3 separate regions of the Homo sapiens genome follow, and all the other regions are linked to region 3. A link is a contact called in ENCODE Hi-C or POLR2A ChIA-PET data. All regions are on one chromosome and are shown on one strand. The core of a region is the stretch at or near the end of the contact, and the rest is flanking DNA. Distances in the headings are between cores, read along the strand shown. Region 1 holds the start of TMEM181 (transmembrane protein 181). Region 2 has its middle 51 kb from the start of GTF2H5. Region 3 overlaps TULP4 (TUB like protein 4).

Evidence for each region. Hi-C counts contacts between places; a loop is a spot of excess contacts on that map. ChIA-PET counts read pairs that join two places held with the same protein, here RNA polymerase II (POLR2A). Pooled maps may share reads with other maps.
Region 1: a loop to region 3 is called in a pooled map, with 2.9 times the contacts of the local background. The contact joins the promoter of TMEM181 here to the enhancer-like site in region 3. A Hi-C loop is called at or near these places in 2 of 50 pooled maps. POLR2A ChIA-PET finds 5 or more read pairs at or near these places in 3 of 52 experiments (HCT116, OCI-LY7 and activated B cell).
Region 2: a loop to region 3 is called in a pooled map, with 3 times the contacts of the local background. The contact joins two enhancer-like sites. A Hi-C loop is called at or near these places in 3 of 168 maps with a recorded cell type or tissue (HepG2, IMR-90 and K562), 2 of 37 single-sample maps with no recorded cell type and 9 of 50 pooled maps. POLR2A ChIA-PET finds 5 or more read pairs at or near these places in 7 of 52 experiments (B cell, BJ, HEK293T and 4 more).

Annotation. Positions count from the first base shown.
Region 1 is chr6:158,558,708-158,561,407 of GRCh38, forward strand. TMEM181 (transmembrane protein 181) reads left to right here and starts at 1,384. Exons shown (of 17, transcript NM_001376852.1): 1 at 1,384-1,525. The coding sequence starts at 1,518. RefSeq lists a silencer at 1,075-1,994 and an enhancer at 2,414-2,700.
Region 2 is chr6:158,217,916-158,220,806 of GRCh38, forward strand. No RefSeq gene overlaps it. Among named protein-coding and RNA genes, the nearest start is that of GTF2H5, 51 kb to the left of the region's middle. Within about 2 kb of position 1,441, at least 3 of the 41 ENCODE cell types and tissues checked have a DNase peak (open chromatin) inside an H3K27ac peak, as active enhancers do.
Region 3 is chr6:158,357,677-158,360,376 of GRCh38, forward strand. All of the region lies in intron 1 of TULP4 (TUB like protein 4), which reads left to right. Among named protein-coding and RNA genes, the nearest start is that of SNORA116, 36 kb to the left of the region's middle. RefSeq lists an enhancer at 2-251. Within about 2 kb of position 1,260, at least 6 of the 41 ENCODE cell types and tissues checked have a DNase peak (open chromatin) inside an H3K27ac peak, as active enhancers do.

The DNA of each region.
Region 1 (2,700 bases), core at 134-2,633, 200 kb after region 3:
GTAAGGACTCAAGTAGGGAGGCATCCTCAGGCCTAAACATTTAACAGAAGGTGTTGCATGAAAACGCATGTTTGGGCTGGTTGCGGTGGCTCACGTCTGTAATTTAACAGGCTCCGGGGTTGGGGACCCCTGCTCTAGCTCATAGAACTCCCTCCGACTCACCCCTTCCCGCGCCCCACGTCCCTGTGAACAGTCTGTCCCTGCAGGTACCCAGTTTCTGTTCTCCGGTCTTGTTGCTATGAAGAACCCTTTCCCTCTGCTTATGTATGAAAAGAACTTAAGAAATAATCTTTTGTTATTCCTTGAAGAGTTGCGGTTTAGGATTCAGAGCACTAATGAGATTTTGTGTAACTATTCCTTGGTGTCCTGGCTTAGGGTGTGCTTTGCTTGGTATCTCCCCCTTTTAACCCCCCTCTTCCTAATATCCACCTCACCCTCCAGATTCAGCCCAAACTCTGCATTCTGTCCCCTACCTTCTCCACTCCCCCAAGGCGAGTTAGGCACCCTTCCTCACTGTAGCACCCTGAGCTAAGGCTACCTAACTTACTGTTGGTAATTTTCTTTGCCTGTAATTTCACTGAGGGCAGGAACTGTTCCTTATTCATGTCCACACTTTTCTGCCAATAGTAAGCCTGTTTACAGTTTAGTGAATGAATGAGGATACATTGCAAAGGAAGCTTGGAAGTCCTTTATTTAACTCATGCAGACCGACTTTAAACCCACAGCACACGGGAACACGGGACATTTTGAGTAATGCTCCAAAGAGAATCTCAGAAATAGCCAAACCTTGGTTCTCATCCATTCTTGATTACAGAAATGGGGAACACTGAGCCAAGATGCGAAATCAGGAAAGTGCTTTTGGTCCACTGGTCTAGCTGCAGTCTAGAAGCGGCTTGCGGGAGAAGCTACCAGAAAGAGCCCGGAAGGTTCCTGTCATCATTCGGGGTGGCAGAAGTTTGTCCTGGCTTTTAACCTTTTTTGGGGTCACAAGACCCTTAGGGAATGAATATACAGCTATAGCTCCTCTCCCTAGAAAAATGCAGACACCCATAGTGTTTTCCAGACAACTGCAGGGCATTCGTGGACTCCCGAGGCCCATCCTTACGCCCCGACACTCGGGAAGTAGGAGTGAATGAATGCGCTGTTTACCTGCCCTAGGGACAAGAGGTAAACTAAGTCATTCATTCACTCATTCCTTCTGTCTTGAGCCCCAGCTCAGGGCTAGCCTGGGTGCTCCCGGCCGTGGGGCTCCGCCCCGGCACGGGGCCACGAAGGAGGGCCACCCCCCTCGCCGCGCGCCCGCGGCCCCGCTTCCACCGCGCCGCGCCCTCTTCCGCCGTGAGAGTCGCTTCCGCGCACGTGATCTCGGCGTCGCGCTCTGATGAGTTTTCCGCGGCCGGCCGCTGCTCAGCCGCTGTCGCTCCGGCTCCGGCTGCGGCTGCCGCTGCCGAGGCTGCTGCGCGGCGCCTGGCGGGCTCGGGACGCGCGGGCCGGGGCCGAGGGCTCTGGGCGCCGAGATGGAGCCGTGAGTCCCCGGCCGAGCGGGCGGGCTGGCTGGCTCTCCGGACACTCCGGCCGAAAGTTGGGGATCCCTGGCTCCCGGCGCCGTGCCGCAGGGTCCCTGGCGCCCACGTGGAACTGGGGGCAGGGAAAAGGGCGCTGAAGGGGGCTTCGCGGGCGGGTCAGGCGGAGGTGTTTGCGCGGGGCGAGAGTAGACCGGGGCCGGGGCTCCCTCCTGCCTGCCCGCCCGGCCGCGGTTAGAGACCGGGATGCGGTCGGGGTTCCGGGACGGGGCTGCGAGCCACAGCGCTCACCGGGGGGCCGAGAGAACCGGGGGCGCTGCGGCCCTTCCCCGGCGTAGGGTGGCCGCCCGCACGGAGTCCCGCCGCCTCCCGGGCAGCCTCTCCTGCCGGAAAGGCCCCGCCCCGTCGTCCCCTCGGTATCGAGAGCGCCCCGCGCTGCCCTGCGGTCTCGCCCAGCGCCGGGTGCGAGGCTCTCAGAGGCGATTGGTGACGTGGGCACCGGGGAGCCTGCCGCAACAGCCCCTTTGGACTCGGGGTGTCGAGTTATATGAGTTTTATGCGTTTTACGATCTGCTGACTTTGGGCTTTTTTTTTTTTCTTTACCTCTTTGAAGTCCAGGGTTTTTAATGAGGAAAAACCTGTTTGGGGTCTCGTGGACGCCATCCCTAAAGCTTGCTTTTGACCCAGCAGTCGCCTAGGTGTCCCCCTGGGCGCATCTGGAAAAGAAGGAGACGGAGTTAACCAGAGGGTTAGCGCCGCGTGGAGTTGCAGAAAGTCCGGGAGAAGGAGTGGCCCATATGTGCAGCCGCGCCTGGCGCAGGAGGCTTCCAGGGCCGGCTCCCTGCACTGAAGGCAGCCTCCGAGGGGCCTGGGCGCGCTTCTTGGCTTATATGCGGTTTTTGAGGCAGAAGGGTTTTGCTTTGGATCTTTGCTGATTTCTCTGGCTGTGGACGTGGTCAGAGAAGTGACACCCAGGCCTGTTGCCTCAGCGCAAGTGCCTGTGACAGAGAGATCTGTTTTTCCTTCTGCTTCCTTAGAAGTTTCTGACTTTGGTATGTTGCTTTAGCACCTCTTGGGAAACTGGAATGGCATCAAATATCAGACCTATGTGGATGTTTTAAAGATTTTAAAAGCCAAGTGGAGGTAGGTTAGCAGTATTGCCTCTGCACAACTCCAG
Region 2 (2,891 bases), core at 191-2,690, 140 kb before region 3:
CATTGGTGAAACCCCATCTCTACTAAAAATACAAAAATTAGCCAGGCATGATGGCGTGCGCCTGTAATCCCAGCTACTCAGGAGGCTGAGACAGGAGAATCGTTTGAATCTGGGAGGTGGAGGTTGCAGTGAGCCGAGATTGCACCACTGCACTCCAGCCTGGGTGACACAGCAAGACACTGTTTAAAAAAAAAAAGGAAATTTCATTGCCATTGTGACCACATTGACAGGTGGAGCTTTTTTTTTTTTTTTTTTTTTGAGACAGAATCTTGCTCTGTCTCCCAGGCTGGAGTGCAGTGGTGCTATCTCAGCTCACTGCAAGCTCTGCCTCCCAGGTTCATGCCATTCTCTTGCCTCAGCCTCCCAAGTAGCTGGGACTACAGGTGCCTGCTACCATGTCCGGCTAATTTTTTTGTATTTTTAGTAGAGTTGGGGTTTCACCGTGTTAGCCAGGATGGTCTCGATCTCCTGACCTTATGATCCACCTGCCTCGGCCTCCCAAAGTGCTGGGATTACAGGCGTGAGCCACTGTGCCTGGCCGACAGGTGGAGCCTTTAAGAGGTAATTAGGCCATGAGGGCTCAGCCCTCTGAATGGACTAAGGCTATTATTATGGGAGTGGCTTAGTTTTAGAGGGAGTGGGCTCCTAATACAAGGATAAGTTCGACCCCAATTCCCCACTCTGTTTCATGTGCTTGCTTGCCATGTGATGCCTTGCATCTCTGGCTTTGGCCATGGGATGAGCCTCACCAGATGCTGGTGCCATGCTCTTGGACTTCCCAGCCTCCAGAACCCATGAGCCAAATAAACATCTTTTTAATAAATTACCCCATCTGTGATATTCCATTTAGAGCAACAGAAAATGAAATAAGACAATTTTTATGTGAATTCCTAATTTATCCATCCATTCACTCATCCATTCATCTGTTAATTTGTTTATTTACCATCCATTCAATTATTCATCACATACTCACTACCTGCTGCTGGGCTCGGCATGGGAATAGGGAAAAAACAGTAAACATGAAACTTGCTCTTTTTTCTCCTAAGGCCCAAAATGTTCCTGATGCCTACGTAGAGCTTCAGTGCTTCAAAATAGCTTAGTATCTATGTTAATATTAGCGTAGTTTTCAGAGACTTCACAAAATGGAATTTTAAAATTGTTTTTATTCTTCTGTTTTTTGTCTTTATTTTTTAACTTTTTTTTTTCTGCTCCCACTTCACTGGGATTATTTTATACTCCTTTAGCAGTCCCATGTAGATGTTTCTTGGTAGTCAGCCCTCCATCACAAGTGATTCAGGAATCCCAGCCCTTTCCATCTGGTGGCTTCATTCTCTAGGGCCTCAAGTTCTTTACACCTAGCTGGCTGGCAGGGGAAGAGAACATGTGGAGAAACACACCCATTTCTTAACTGCCTTGGCCAGGAGTGAGATACATCATTCCGATTGCAAGTATCAGTCACATGGCTCCACTTGGAGGTAGGGAGGTACTAGGAAATACAGTCTCTTGCTGGGCAGAGACTTCCTGGTTACAGTTCTATCACATGAGAGGACTCGTGGTGTACAATTAGCTGTCTCTGCTGCAATACCCAAAACACTTGCATGATTTTGCAGCTGTGAGTAAGATTATTTCGACATAGATAAATCACTGCTGGGATTGCTTACTTTTGTGGTCTAATACTTATATAATACTTAAATGTTTAAGTCTTTCAGAGATTATCTTCCTCCATCTAATTTTTTTTGTTTTGTTTACCTTATTTTTCTTTTTTTCTGATACAAGGTCTTGCTCTGTCACCCAGGCTGGAGTGTGCCATGGCATGATCATGGCTTACTGTAGCCTCAACCTCCCAAGTTCAAGCAATCCTCCCACCTCAGCCTCCTGAGTAGCTGGGACTACAAGCCTGTGCCACCATGCCTGACTAATTTTTAAAAATTTTTTTAGAGATGGGCGTTTCCCTGTGTTGCCCAGTTATAACATATATAACATATGTATTATATATGTTATATAATACATATATATATAAACTCCTTGGTTCAGGCTATCTTCCCACCTAGGCCTCCCAAATTGCTGGGATTACAAGGCTGAGCTACAGTGCGTGGCTTTTTTTTAATATAACAAAATTTATTTATTCAGTGTCTGCTAAGTGATTCTCTTTGGAGCAATGCTTAATTACAGTATAAAGTTATGACATGACATTTGTATCCATTGGTCCTATTAATAAACATCAGTTGCAGAGTATGAAGTTTGCAGTTACAAAATCTAAGTTTTTTACTGAGTAAAACTGAAAATGGCTAGCATTTACATAAAAATGGACAATTTTGCAAAATAGAAGTGATAATGGCACACAGTCCTAATTAGAAGGCTTACTTTCCTAAGAGCATGTGAGTGCCAGTGTATTTTCACTAGGTTTTGTCTTTTTGACATCTGCTTTTTTACAGTGCTGATGATTTCTGTTAATTTCATGAATGACACCTTTATCACATTTCAATCTATGATCTTTTTTTTTAAAGTTTTGTCTTAAGGCTTCAGTGTCTTCATTTGGAAAATAGTGTCATCATCCACAAAGACCTGGTAACAAACAGTGCATAGAAAAGTCATTGAGGACCGGATGCAATGGCTCAGGCCTGTAATCCCAGCACTTTGGGAAGCCGAGGTGGGCAAATCACATGAGGCCAGGACTTCGAGACCAGCCTGGTCAACATGGTGAAACCTCGTCTCTATTAAAAATACAAAAATTAGCCGGGCATGGTGGTGCGCGCCTGTAATCCCAGCTACTCGGAAGGCTGAGGCAGGAGAATCGCTTGAACCCGGGAGGTGGAGGTTGCAGTGAGCCGAGATCGTGCCATTGCACTCCAGCCTGAGTGACAGAAGGAGACATTGCCAAAAAAAAAAAA
Region 3 (2,700 bases), core at 10-2,509:
GCCTGGCCTTCCCTGAGGGATTGCCCCAAGGTCCCTACACCAGTGCTGGCCCAGGCTTGCCCTCTCCAGTCACTCTGGTTTGTTGTCAGGCAGAGAATTTTCACTTTCATCTTTGCTGCTGACTTCGCCCTCTCACCTCTTAATTTTTTTTCTTTGTAAAATTTAGGACCTTAGTTACGTGTCGTATTGAGAAAGCATAGATGACTGAAGATCCATCAGGCTTGGAGTCTTCATTACATACTTAGTAAGGAGGTGAGGTTGGGTGTGACGCTCATTCTTCTGGACCCAGTGTCCTCTTCTGTGAGCAAAGGATTGTGGTTGTGTCTGCCCTGACACATAGGAGTGCTCTGTGGGTTAACTCAGAACAGAAGTGGGACTCTGAACATTTTAAAGCAGCACACACATTAGTTGTTTTTAATGTTACTAATCCAGAGAAGACCTTTCAACCTTTCAGGACTTTTCATGCTTCTCAAGATCGGTTTCTCAGAATGTTCTCTGCAAAACCATGCAGGGGTGCAAGTGGAAGGAGGGAGAGAGTCCTTGGACCTGAGAACCTCTGAGATTTACAGACTTTGTTAAGATAATGAAACAGCTCTGTGAACTATTCTTAGAGAAAAGTGATTCTGTGTGTAAATTTTAAGTGTACTTGGTGATATTATGCTCAGAATACTCTATTCTCACCCTACTGAGGTATTTTATTTATTTAAACAAACCCATCAGTCCTTGTGGTATATTTACTTAGCACTTTATTTAATTGAATTGCTTCATTTGGGAAAACTTACCGACTCATATGGATTTATGCCTTGTTTGGGGCAGTTAGCCCTTGAGGGTGAAGTATTTCTCAGTGTCACTGTGCATAACAGAGATATTAATAATAAATGAATTTGTTAGTTCTTGCAGTAAAACAAGTATCCTCTATAGGCTGGTTACATCCCACATCTATTTAGCATTGGTATAAAAAGACATATGAGAAACGGTTCTGCACTCAAAGAGCTCTTACTTGAGGGCCAGAGACATGCTTGTAAGGCAGTAATGTACAAATCATGGAAAACTCTAGTGTGATAACTTAGCAGAAAATGCTTGTTTTGATGATATCAGAGAACCCATTTCAAAAGCAGTAACATTTGATTTGAGTCTTGATAGGTAACGAGGTTTCCTGACTAAAGAACAGGAGACAAGTGCTGTCTGCCCAGGGTATTTGTAGAGGGTGTGAGAAGACCAGCAGCTGGTGGTGGGTGGGGCTGGAGGGCTGAGATTAGAGACAGGCTGGGCCACACCGGGCAGCATGTGCCAATCTAAGCCGTTTCAGCTTTCTCCTGGGCAGTGGTCAGCCATGTACATTACATGCATGCTTCCCTTCACTACATGTTCTTTTATATTGAATAAGGAGGAATGTGTAATACATTAAGATAGCCTTCATAGGAAGATTCTGCCCCTAATTTGTTGTTTATGTGACTTTCTATGCCAGCCACCCTCCCCTCTTCCTCTTACCTAGAAAAGAAATGGGTGTCCACTTCGTTTACAGTGGTCTCTACTGATGGAATTTGGGAGAAACACCCCCTTTTGAAAGGAAAAAAAAATCGTTCTTTGCCAATTACTGCTGTGTACCTTCCTGGTTATATTCTCAAAGGAAACTAATGTCATCTTGTATTAGGGTACTCTAGAGGGACAGAATTAATAGGACAGATGTATGTTAAAGGAGAGTTTATTAAGGAGTATTAACTCACACGATCACAAGGTGGGGTCTCACAGTAGGCCATCTGCAAGCTAAGGAGCAAGGAAGCCAGTCTGAGTCCCAAAGCTGAAGAACTTGGAGTATGATGTTTGAGGGCAGGAAGCGTCCAGCACGGGAGAAAGATGGAGGCTTGGAGGCTAAGCCAGTCTAATCTCTCCACGTTCTTCTGCCTGCTTTTTATTCTGGTCACGATGGCAGTTGATTAGATGGTGCCCACCCGGATTGAGGGTGGGTCTGCCTCTCCGAGTCCACTGACTCAAATGTTAATCTCCTTTGGCAGCACCCTCACAGACACACCCAGGAACAATAGTTTATATCCTTCAGTCCAATCAAGTTGACATTGAATATTAACCATCACACAACTGAAGCTGGTAAATTAAAAAAATTTAAAACTCCCAGAATTTATCTTCTCTTCCCAGTTGAATAGGCCTTGGTACGAATTTTAGACGGCTTCTTTGACAGACTTTTCTGTGGGCCTGTCCCTGTGGACTGGCTTTCTGTCTGTTCTGCTCTTGCCCATTCACTTATTCATATCCTTTGTAACTCTGAAGGGCATCTGCCCTTGACTCTGGCCTTGGGGGACTTGGTGAATGTAGGGCCCATCTGGGCTAAGGGTCAGAGTTAAGTCTTCTGATGTTGGTAAAATAAGACAGTTGAAGCCTTCCCCCCTTCCCTTTTATGCCTCCAAAAAAAAAAACCAAACAAACAAACAAGGAAAAAAAAAAAGTGAGGCTAGAGTAACTATAAATAACACAAATTAACAGATTTCATGCCAGCACAATGTGCCTGTTGGCCAAGAAGCAGCACTTCTTATAGCTCCTGTATGGCTCCTGTACAGTGTCACTCCGGGTGTAGCACGATGCACTCTTGGGCATTCCTGGTATCTGTCCATCATGGAGGGTTTGGTAGGGTCCAGGGCCTCAAATGGAAATGGTCGGGAACTGATAGACCCTTAACTCATCTTG